Linked DNA regions of Homo sapiens: region 1 is linked to region 2. Evidence: chromatin loops called from intact Hi-C (ENCODE). Cell type or tissue: PC-9. All regions are shown on one strand. Each heading gives the region's core, and the rest is flanking DNA. Links, peaks and the distances in the headings are about the cores only.

Region 1 (4,744 bases), core at 472-4,471, 880 kb after region 2:
GGATTAATCCCTATGAAGCTCTTAGCCCAACACCTGCTGTATAGTGAACACTCAATGAATGATAATAATTGTCATTACTAATACGATAGTGAGCGTGTTCTCTGTACCTCAGTTTTGTTGTCTGTAAAGTGGGAACAAGAATACCTTCTTGGGAGAATTCTTGCTGCGCTTGAAGGAGGCATTGTGTTTGCTTATGGTCAGCACTTGCTGTCATATTTAGGCACTTAGCAATCCCTTTCCTTTCTTCTTTCACAGCGTCTAGACCGGGATGCAGGCTAAGTCCACAATGCTTAGTATATTTTTATCACTCAATAACTCTATGTTGGGTGAATGAATGGTGAACGAGGTGATTGTAATGATTGGGTTTCTTTGGTTGAAAATAACAGAAATTTAAATTAAAATAGCTTAGTCAAAGAGGGGACTTCACTGGCTGATGAAACCAAACTACAGCAAGGGTGGGGATGGGACTAGCTTTGTGACAATTGGGACCAGGCACTCAGAGGCTGGCAGGGTTTCCTTGTTCTTCATCTCTCTCTCTCTCTTTGTCTGCACGATGGCTTGAATTTCTCTTCCTGGGTGCGATTCCTTCCACATCGTGTGGCCATGGCTGCCTGAAGACCTCTACCCTCATCCTGAGAGCTTACCAGACAGAGTGGAGGGCTTCTAGATTCCTCTAGAAAAATGTCAAGGAAGGACTCTGATTGGTCTGAGGAGACTGGATAAAAGCTCATCTCTTCCACCCAAATCCATGTAGACTGAGACACTACAATTAATTCTTCCAAAAACATAGTACAGTGATGGCCACTGGGGAAATATGGTGTGGACACCCACCTTAGCCAGTGCCACCTACAGCAGTGAGGATTGAAAAATTGAAGCTAGGAGACATCACAAGGCAACACTGGTCGCTGATAGCCATTATGTGCTTATTTGCTTATTCAACAACTTTATTAAGTGCCTGCCCCTTCCCAGGCTTTCATCCAGGGCCATTATGTGCATTATTTAATCGAGCCTTACAATTCTGTCAGATGGGTAGAGTAATAGTGAACTAGTGAGGTGACCCACATGTAGGGAGTTAAAGTACCTTGTCCCAGGTGACCCTGATAACAAATGGCAGAGCTAGGCTATAATCCAGCTAAGTCTTTGGAAGATTTGGATTATGGCTTCACCACCCATGGTCTCTGTGACCTTGATCCCTCAGTTTTCTTATTTTTCTCATTAGTAAAATGAGGATTGTCACAGGACCTATATGATAGGTTACAAAAATTGACTGAGATAGCTCGTGTACAGGGCTTGTCATAGAGTGTAGCCCATAGTAAGAGCCAGATTTATATATCACCTATTGTTGTGTTTTGGTTGTTGTTGTTAGTACTTTACTATTATATATTCTCCAAATCCCTGTGCTTCTCTCTGTGCTTAAAAGTGTTACATGTAAGTAGCAGAGAGGCAAGTGGTGTAAGACTTGCAGAGGAAAATGTTATTCAGAAGGAGGTGGTCAGGGAGGACTTCCTGGGTGTCATGGTCCCCTGCAAATTCATATATTGAAACCTCCAAGGTGACTATATTAGGAGGCGAGGTCTTTGACAGGTGATTAGGTCATGAGGGCTGACCTCTAATAAGTGGTGTTAGTGCCCTTTTAAAAGAGGCCTGAGAGACACCCATCACCCTTCTTCCATCTTATGAGGACAGAGTGGGAAGGTGCCATCTATGAACCAGAAAGACCTCACCAGACATCAAATCTGCCAACGCCTTGACCTTGGACTTGCCAGCCACCAGAACTGTGAGAAATATATTTCTATGGTGTATAGGCCACCCAGTGTATGGCATTTTGTTATAGCAGCCTGAATAGACTAAGACACTGAGGGAGGATATAGTCCAGCTACTCTGTTCTGAAAAACCAGGAGATGGCTAGAGTTTCCTCTCTGCTGCCAAGAATAGTGGCACCCGATTGCCTGGGAAGGAAGGTGATATGGTTGATCTTACATTTACTTTATTCTGCTTCCAAGGAGGCTGATGCTATGGGTCTGAGGCTCTAGGATTCAGGATTCAGGACTCTGATGTTTTTACTGGGAGATCCATTTCCTTCTTTACTCTGAGGCATCGATGGGGAAAGGGGCCCTCTACTTTGCCCCACTGGGCTACCCTTCAGTTAATATTAGTGAATCTTAGCACCCCGTCTGTATTTATTTAGTCATGGGCCTGAATTGTTCCTCCTGCAGCCAGTACTGTCTGGGAAACAGTGGAGGCAGCAGTGACTACAGGGCCTGCAAAAGCTGCTCAGCAAACAGGACACAGCCTCACTTGCTAGCCAAGAATTCAAGTCACCCTGAAGCCACACAGACCCTAAGATGCCCACAGTCTCAGCTTTCTGCATCCTCAGCAGAAAGGCTCCCTTACCTCGTCCCCTTCCCATTCCACGCCCAGGCTCACCCTCTATGTTCCCCTCCCTTCTTCCCTCCCTGCCTTCTTCCTCCCTTCTACTTTCCCTTATCTCTCTCTCTTGCTTCTCTATCTCCAACTTAATTCCCTTTCTCTCCTCTCTTCTCCCTTCCCTTCCTTTCTCCCTCCCATCCCTATTCTGGCAAAAGCTGAGCTGGGGATCTATTGTTGCATTCTTAATGGAAGGATTATTCAATTATTAGAGGCAAATGAAAGCTACCAGGTCTCCTCTCCACTGCCCCACTGCTGGGACATTTATTACATACCATCTGAACTCTGCTGCATGCGCACTTGTGGCTCAGCAAGTGGGCACAGAAACAGCCCTCCACTCTGTCCTGTGAGTTCGTGCATCACAACCACCTCTGCTTTTAGAAGCTTCAACAACCACTTTATATGAAAGGATCAATGAGGTAGCAGTTAAAATGTCCAATCAGACAAGAAAGACCAGCAGATAAAATTGGGAGAGAGACATGACCCAATGGGATTCCAGACACAAGGCACTGTCGGGATGCTGAGCTCACCAGATTCTTGTACTGAGTTGACTGGAGATGGAGGTCTGTATCATTGTATTTCTGGCTGACCTCATACCCTGAACACTACTCATCTAATCAGTGAGAAAGTGTTTCTAACATCTCCTCTGCTAATTAATGGTCCTCTAGAGCATATTTAAATAGAGATGTTTGAAATGCTTGAGGTGGCAGCTTCTGGAGATTGAACTCCTGATTAGAGTCCATCAGATGCTAAACAAACCTCCCTGGGGTATGGATTCCTGATTAGGGAACTTCAAATGTTAATAAACTGTCCCAAGAAGTAGATTAAAGGTAAGTTGAATACTTACATATTTATATCTATAGCTAGTACTCTCTCTGTCTCTCGTCTGTGTTTATAACAAGTACTTTAAAGTAATTTAAAATATCTACCTTATCCTCATCCTCATTGCTCATGTGGTAGAACTTTGTAAGTACAACCTCATGTCTAGAAGACATAGTGCATTTCTGTTTTCTTTGCTTTTTCACTATTAACTTTACTCAGATGTCACCAGTTTCTAGGCTCATGCTTTTGTTCTGTTCTAGGATCTAATTCAGTGAACTTCAATACATTTAGCTAGTGTATCTCCCTAATCTCCTCTGGTCAGTCTGTCTTTGTTTTCCATGACTTTGACAGTTTTAAAGAGCACTGGTCAGGTGTCTTGAAGAATGTCCCTCAATTTGGTTTTGTTTGATATTTTCTCATGATTAGACCAGGGTTATGGACTTTTGGAAAGAATATTACAGAGGGGAAATCTTCTCATCACTTCAAACCAGGGGATACAAGAGAGGACTTGTTAAAAGTAGTGTTTGCCAGCTTTCTATTTCCCCCATTCCAGGCTCTTTTCTTTGGAGGAGAGTCTGAGAGTTGAGTCCACACTCAATGGGAGGAGGGTGATGTTTTACCTCTTCCTCCTGGAGGGGAAGCTATCTACTTATATTATTTGTAATTATTCTACAGAGGATGATTTATCCCTTCTTCCCATTTATTGGCTTATTCTATTGCTTGTATCAGTATGGACTCATATATTTATTTTATACTTTGGATTGTAACCTAGTACTATGCTATTTATTTATGCTTTGTTCAAATTGTTCCAGGTTTGGCCATTGGCAGCAATTTCAGATTGGCTCTAGTATTAGTTCCCTATTGCTGTTGTAACAAATTACTATAAACTTCATGGCTTAAAACAAGACAGATTTATTATCTCACAGTTCTGGAGGCTCGAAGTCCAAAGTCTCACCGGGCTAAAATCAAGGTGCTGGCTGGGCTGCGATCCCTTCTGGAGACTCTAGTTGAGGACCCCTATGTTTGCCTTTTCCAGCTTCTAGAGGCCTCCCCCAACATTTCCTGGCTCATGATCCCCTTTCATCTTCAAGACCAGAAATTCCGTCACTCAGTCCTCTGCTTCCATCTCTGACTCTGACCTTCCTGCTTTTCTCTTTTACTTATTAGGACGCTTGTGATTACATTCTCTCCACCCCCCACCCCAGATCACCCAGGCAGTCTCCCTGTTTTAGTCGACTCAGGCTGCAAAGCAGTCATAACAAAATATCACAAATAGGGTGGCTTAAGCAACAGAAATTCATTTCTTACAGTTCCGGAGGCTGAGAAATCCAAGATCAAGGTGCTGTTTGATTTAGTACCCAGTAAGGGCTCTTCTCCTCACCTACAGACGGCTGCCTTCTCACTGTGTCCTCACATGGCAGAGAGAAAGTGCCAGTGAACTGTCTGGTGTCTCTTGTTATAACACCATGAGCCCTCTCAGCTTAGAGCTCCTACT
Region 2 (4,744 bases), core at 520-4,519:
GGGTGCAGCCACACGCATTCATTGGTATATTGATGTGGCTGCTTTTGTACTGCACCTGCAGAGCTGAGTGGTTGCGACAGACTTGATGGATTGTAAAGCTCAAAATATTTACTAGCTGGCTCTTTGCAGAAAAAGTTGGCTGACCTCTATTTTACAGTAATGCCAAAGTTTCCTTCCCAAGTTGTCCTGAATAGTTTGTATTTTATGAGTGTGCACTTTTTCCTGAAGTACGTTACCTTGCACTTTACGTGTATTGAAATGTATCAGCCTCTTTTCTGCATATTCTTGCCTCTTCGCGATTATCTTCCTAGAGTTTATTACAATTAACTATTAACCATCTGGAAATTCAGGTGTCCTTTGTAAACCTGGAAGTGTCGGTGTATGTATCTTTTTTTTTTTTTTGAGCTGGAGTCTTGCTCTATCGCCCAGGCTGGAGTGCAGTGACGCAACCTGGGCTCACTGCAACCTCCACCTCCTGGGTTCAAGAGATTCTCCCACCTCAGCCTTCCGAGTAGCTGGGATTACAGGCACCCACCACCACACCCAGCTAATTTTTGTATTTTTAGTAGAGATGGGGTTTCACTATGTTGGCCAGGTTGGTCTTAAACTCCTGACTTCAAGTGATCTGCCCACCTCAGCCTCCCAAAGTGCTGGGATTACAGGTGTGAGCCACAGCACCTGGCCGACTGTATATATTATTCAGGAATCTTTAGATTGCAGGTAACAAAAACCTCATTCAAGCAGCTTAAAGAGTCAAGGGAATTATCACCTTCTATAATTGAAAAGTTAGGTTTAGGACTAGTTTCAGGTGAGGTTTGAGTTGACCTCTCAAATAATGTCCCTAAAGACCTAGTTTGATCCTTCTTTCTTCTCAGCAGTCAGCTGGTTTTCACTCTCTGGCCCTGCATGATGATTCCAGGTTCTTTTCTTGAGGTATCAACTGGTTATAGCAGTTCCAGACCTTGTAACCTTATATCACACCTTAGTGAAGAGGGGAATGTCTCTTTCACTAGCTCATGCAGAAGCACCTCTTCCCAGAAGCACTGGCAAACATCTCCTGGAGTGCCATTGGCCCTGATCGGGTTGCAGGCCCACACCTAAGCCAGTCTCTGTGGTCAAAGATGGGATACACTGATGAGCTTATGGTAACCAAGATCCACCTCTGCAGCTAGAGGTGGGTTATTCCTACCCAAACTGTGTGGCTGAAGACAACAGATAGGGATACTGTTGGCAGGAGAAGAGAGGAGTGGATGCTAGGAAAAGCACCAATAAGCATCCACTAGATTGGACATTCTACCTTTGTGCTTATACACAGCTCTGACCTTGGGGCCACTCCAATATTTACCCATGTTCATCCTGGGAAGTGTCTGTTTATTTCTACCTGTTCTTTGTGATGAAAAGGAAACCTGGTCCTGACTTGGCTCTGCTACCGATTAGCTTAATGAGCTCAGAGAAGTAACTTACTTTTCTCGTCCTCGGTTTTCTTTTCTGTATAACAAGAAAGGGATCAAACATGCTATGGTGAGTATTAATTCCACCAGTTTGTTAGGTGAGACTCAATGAGTAGATGTCAGGGTCCTCTCTAGGATGTTCTTAATGACTGTAACACCTTGTGCCCAGTACTTATTAGATGCTCAGTAAATATTTATTGCATGAATAAGTGAATGATCATGTTGGTGGACTAGCAGTTCCTTGTGGTTTTATCTCTTTTTTTTGAGACAGGGTCTCACTCTGTCACCCAGGCTGGAGTGCAGTGGTGATCATGGCTCCCTGCAGCCTCGACCTCCCATGTTCAAGCAGTCCTCCCACCACAGCCTTCTGAGTAGCTGGGACTACAGGTCTGTGCCCTCACATCTGTCTGATTTTCAAATTTTTGTAGAGATGGGGTCTCACTATGTTGCCAGGCTGGTCTGGAATGCCTAGGCTCAAGTGATCCTCCTGCCTTGGCCTCCCAAAGTGTTGGGATTACAGCCCTGAGCCACCACACCTGGCTAGCCTGTGGCTTTATCTTGATTCCTTTCAAATTTAGGTGAATGACATTGATCCTAATTTCCTGGATTCTCCCTGAAAGCGCAGGGTTGGAGGCTACTCTCTAAAGCAGTGTAATGTTAAGGAGGTGTCCTGGGTATGGCAATCAAACCGAGCAGGAAGGGGTATTATTGTCAAGGTTAACTAAAGTGCATAGAGGAAAGGAGGAAAGAGGGTAGTGAAGGTTACAGGGAAATAGGGATCAGAGGCTACTTCAGTATTAACTGCTGCCTAAGGAGACACTCCAAAAGTTAGTAGCTTAATACAACACTCTGTTGTTCCTCTTAGTTCTGTCATTTGACTAGGCAATTCTGCTGGTCTCACCCAAGGTCCCTCATGGGGTGCTCAGCCAGGATGCTAGGAGGGCTGGGTCTCACCCCACATGGTTTCTCATCATTCAGTTGTCTTGCCTGGTCTTACACAGCAAGTGAGTCCCCAAAAGGAGCATCCTGAGGGGACAAGCCTGAATGTGGAAGCACTTATCTAGCCTCTGTTTGAACCATACTTGGTAATGTTCCATTGGCCAAAGCAAAGTCATATGGCCAAGCCCAGAATCAGTGTGGGAGAGAACGACATATGAGGATGTGAATATCAGGATGCCTGGTTCACTGGGAAGCATCCAGAGAGGCTCAGGGATCCTGGTTTCTAAACCCATTGAAAGAGTGGGGCAAGGGTGTACATGATCGATGGGCTGTGGGGTTGGGATGGGGTGGAGGAGAGGCCAGGTCAAGAATGTTGACCACATTCCTGTTGACTAGCTTCATCCCTTGGTAGAGCCAAGGAATCACCGAGGAGACTATAATTCCCCATCATTTCCATCAGCCTCTGCTTCCTTTTATAGAAATACTTGGTGTCATTGCAGTCTTATTTAAGGTGCTGTGCAAACATGGCTTCAGCATAAGTTCCCAAGCTGAATATCCAACTAGACTGCTGCCTGTAAGTTCCACCTATATACACATTTTGGAATTACCACTGACCCTGTAAACAAGAGGAAATGAGATTTAGTGAATCACATGGGCCCTCAGTGATAATTGCTACCTTTGTTAAATGCTCATAAAAAGATCTGGCAGGCCCTCTTCTCTGAACTGCAGTTCTCCTTCTAGCTCTTTATTGTCCTTGGCCTTGGGAGTCATTTCAGTGCCCTTCTGATTATTTTGTTTTTCAAAGTGAAAACTTTACACACTGTTTTTCTTGGCTTTATAAATGTTATATGCTTTTTAAAACACCCAAACAACACAGACCAATATAAAGAAGAGTGTAAAATCCTCTTGAAAGTTCACCACCCAGAGGGTACCACTGTTGATGTGTTCATGAACATGCTTCAGTTGTCCCTCAGTGAACATACGTGCACACATGCAACAAATGGGATGGTGCTGTGGCCTGTTTTTTGAGACAGAGTCTAGCTCTGTCGACCAAACTGGAGTGCAGTGGCATGATCTCAGCTCACTGTAACTTATGCCTCCCGGGTTCAAGTGATTCTCCTGCCTCAGCCTCCCAAGTAGCTGGGATTACAGGCATGCACCACCACGTCCAGCTAATTTTTGTATTTTTAGTAGAGACGGGGTTTCGCCATATTGGCCAGGCTTGTCTCGAACTCCTGACCTTAAGTGATCCGCCCGCTTTGGCCTCCCAAAGTGCTGGGATTACAGGTGTGAGCTGCCACGCCCAGCCTGTGGCCTAACTTTTTAAACCCCATTTTATGAATGTGCAAATTTGTTCAATCCCACATTTATGGATACATGGGTTGTTTCTAACTTTTGCAATTCTGATTAAGTAATTTTTGATTCTCTGATTTTAAATATGCCCCTGAGGTTTTCCTTTCTCTGTCTGGAATCTATTCCTATTTTGCCAAAGATGCCATCTGTGTAGGCTTTCTTTTCTTTTGTCTCAGCAGCTTTCATCATGGACATACATTTTGTTTAGGACCTTTAATAGTACTCCTTTTATAAATGGTTTTCAAGTAATGTGTAATAGACTTTTAAAAGCTTGTTTTAATCTTCTCTTTAAATAGAGTATGCATTTTGGTTGACTAAACATTCACCTGTATAGCTGGGTCGTAGGTTCATGGGCTGCTCTCCCTCCCATTGTTCAGTCACATTGTGTGTAACCACGGTTACCAGGCTTGGTGTCATTACTTCCTTAAGGTGATTTCATGCCATCAGCATTTCCAGCCCCCAGGACCCCTGGCTGTTCACAGGCTAAACTCCTTCCAGAGGTTTGATGCCCTGGCGGTGCTGGAGTGGGGCAGGCAGTGACAGATCCTAACTGGGGGCTGGGCACAGTGGCTCATGCCTGTAATCCCAGCACTTTGGGAGGCTGAGGTGGGTGGATTGCTTGAGGCCAGGAGTTCAAGACCAGCCTGGCCAACATGGTGAAACCCCATCTCTACTAAAAACACAAAAAATAAGCCAGGCGTGATGGCACGTGCCTCTAGTCCCAACTACTCGGGAGGCTGTGGCAGGAGGACTGCTTGAGCCTGGGAGGCTGAGGCTACAGTAAGCCATGATTGCACCACTGTACTTCAGCCTGGGTAACAGAGCAAGACCCTATCTCAAAAAAGAAAAAAAAGTCATACAAGTGTGTAAAGAGCCGTGTATAATGATTACACATAAATATTTGAAAAACAAACATCTCGCTTATGAACGTATTTGAAAAACAAACATCTCTCTTAAGTCTCTAAGTTAAAAAAATACTTTATAGAATGACATGTATAATA

The links. Peaks named below come from ENCODE experiments on the same cell type or tissue, not always from the same donor. Only the 100,000 strongest peaks of a DNase experiment are listed, where the experiment ranks them.
Region 1: it touches region 2 in a loop (18-fold over the local background); 1 of 110 quality-filtered maps calls a loop at or near these places.

The regions. Positions count from the first base shown.
Region 1 is chr3:8,430,627-8,435,370 of GRCh38, reverse strand. The region is part of intron 3 of LMCD1-AS1 (LMCD1 antisense RNA 1); the gene reads left to right. Among named protein-coding and RNA genes, the nearest start is that of LMCD1-AS1, 69 kb to the left of the region's middle. In PC-9, for the core only: no CTCF peak of the experiment used is centred there; no DNase peak of the experiment used is centred there.
Region 2 is chr3:9,306,828-9,311,571 of GRCh38, reverse strand. It overlaps a transcript of SRGAP3 not described here. Among named protein-coding and RNA genes, the nearest start is that of THUMPD3, 54 kb to the left of the region's middle. In PC-9, for the core only: no CTCF peak of the experiment used is centred there; DNase peaks (open chromatin) are centred at 2,901 and 4,181.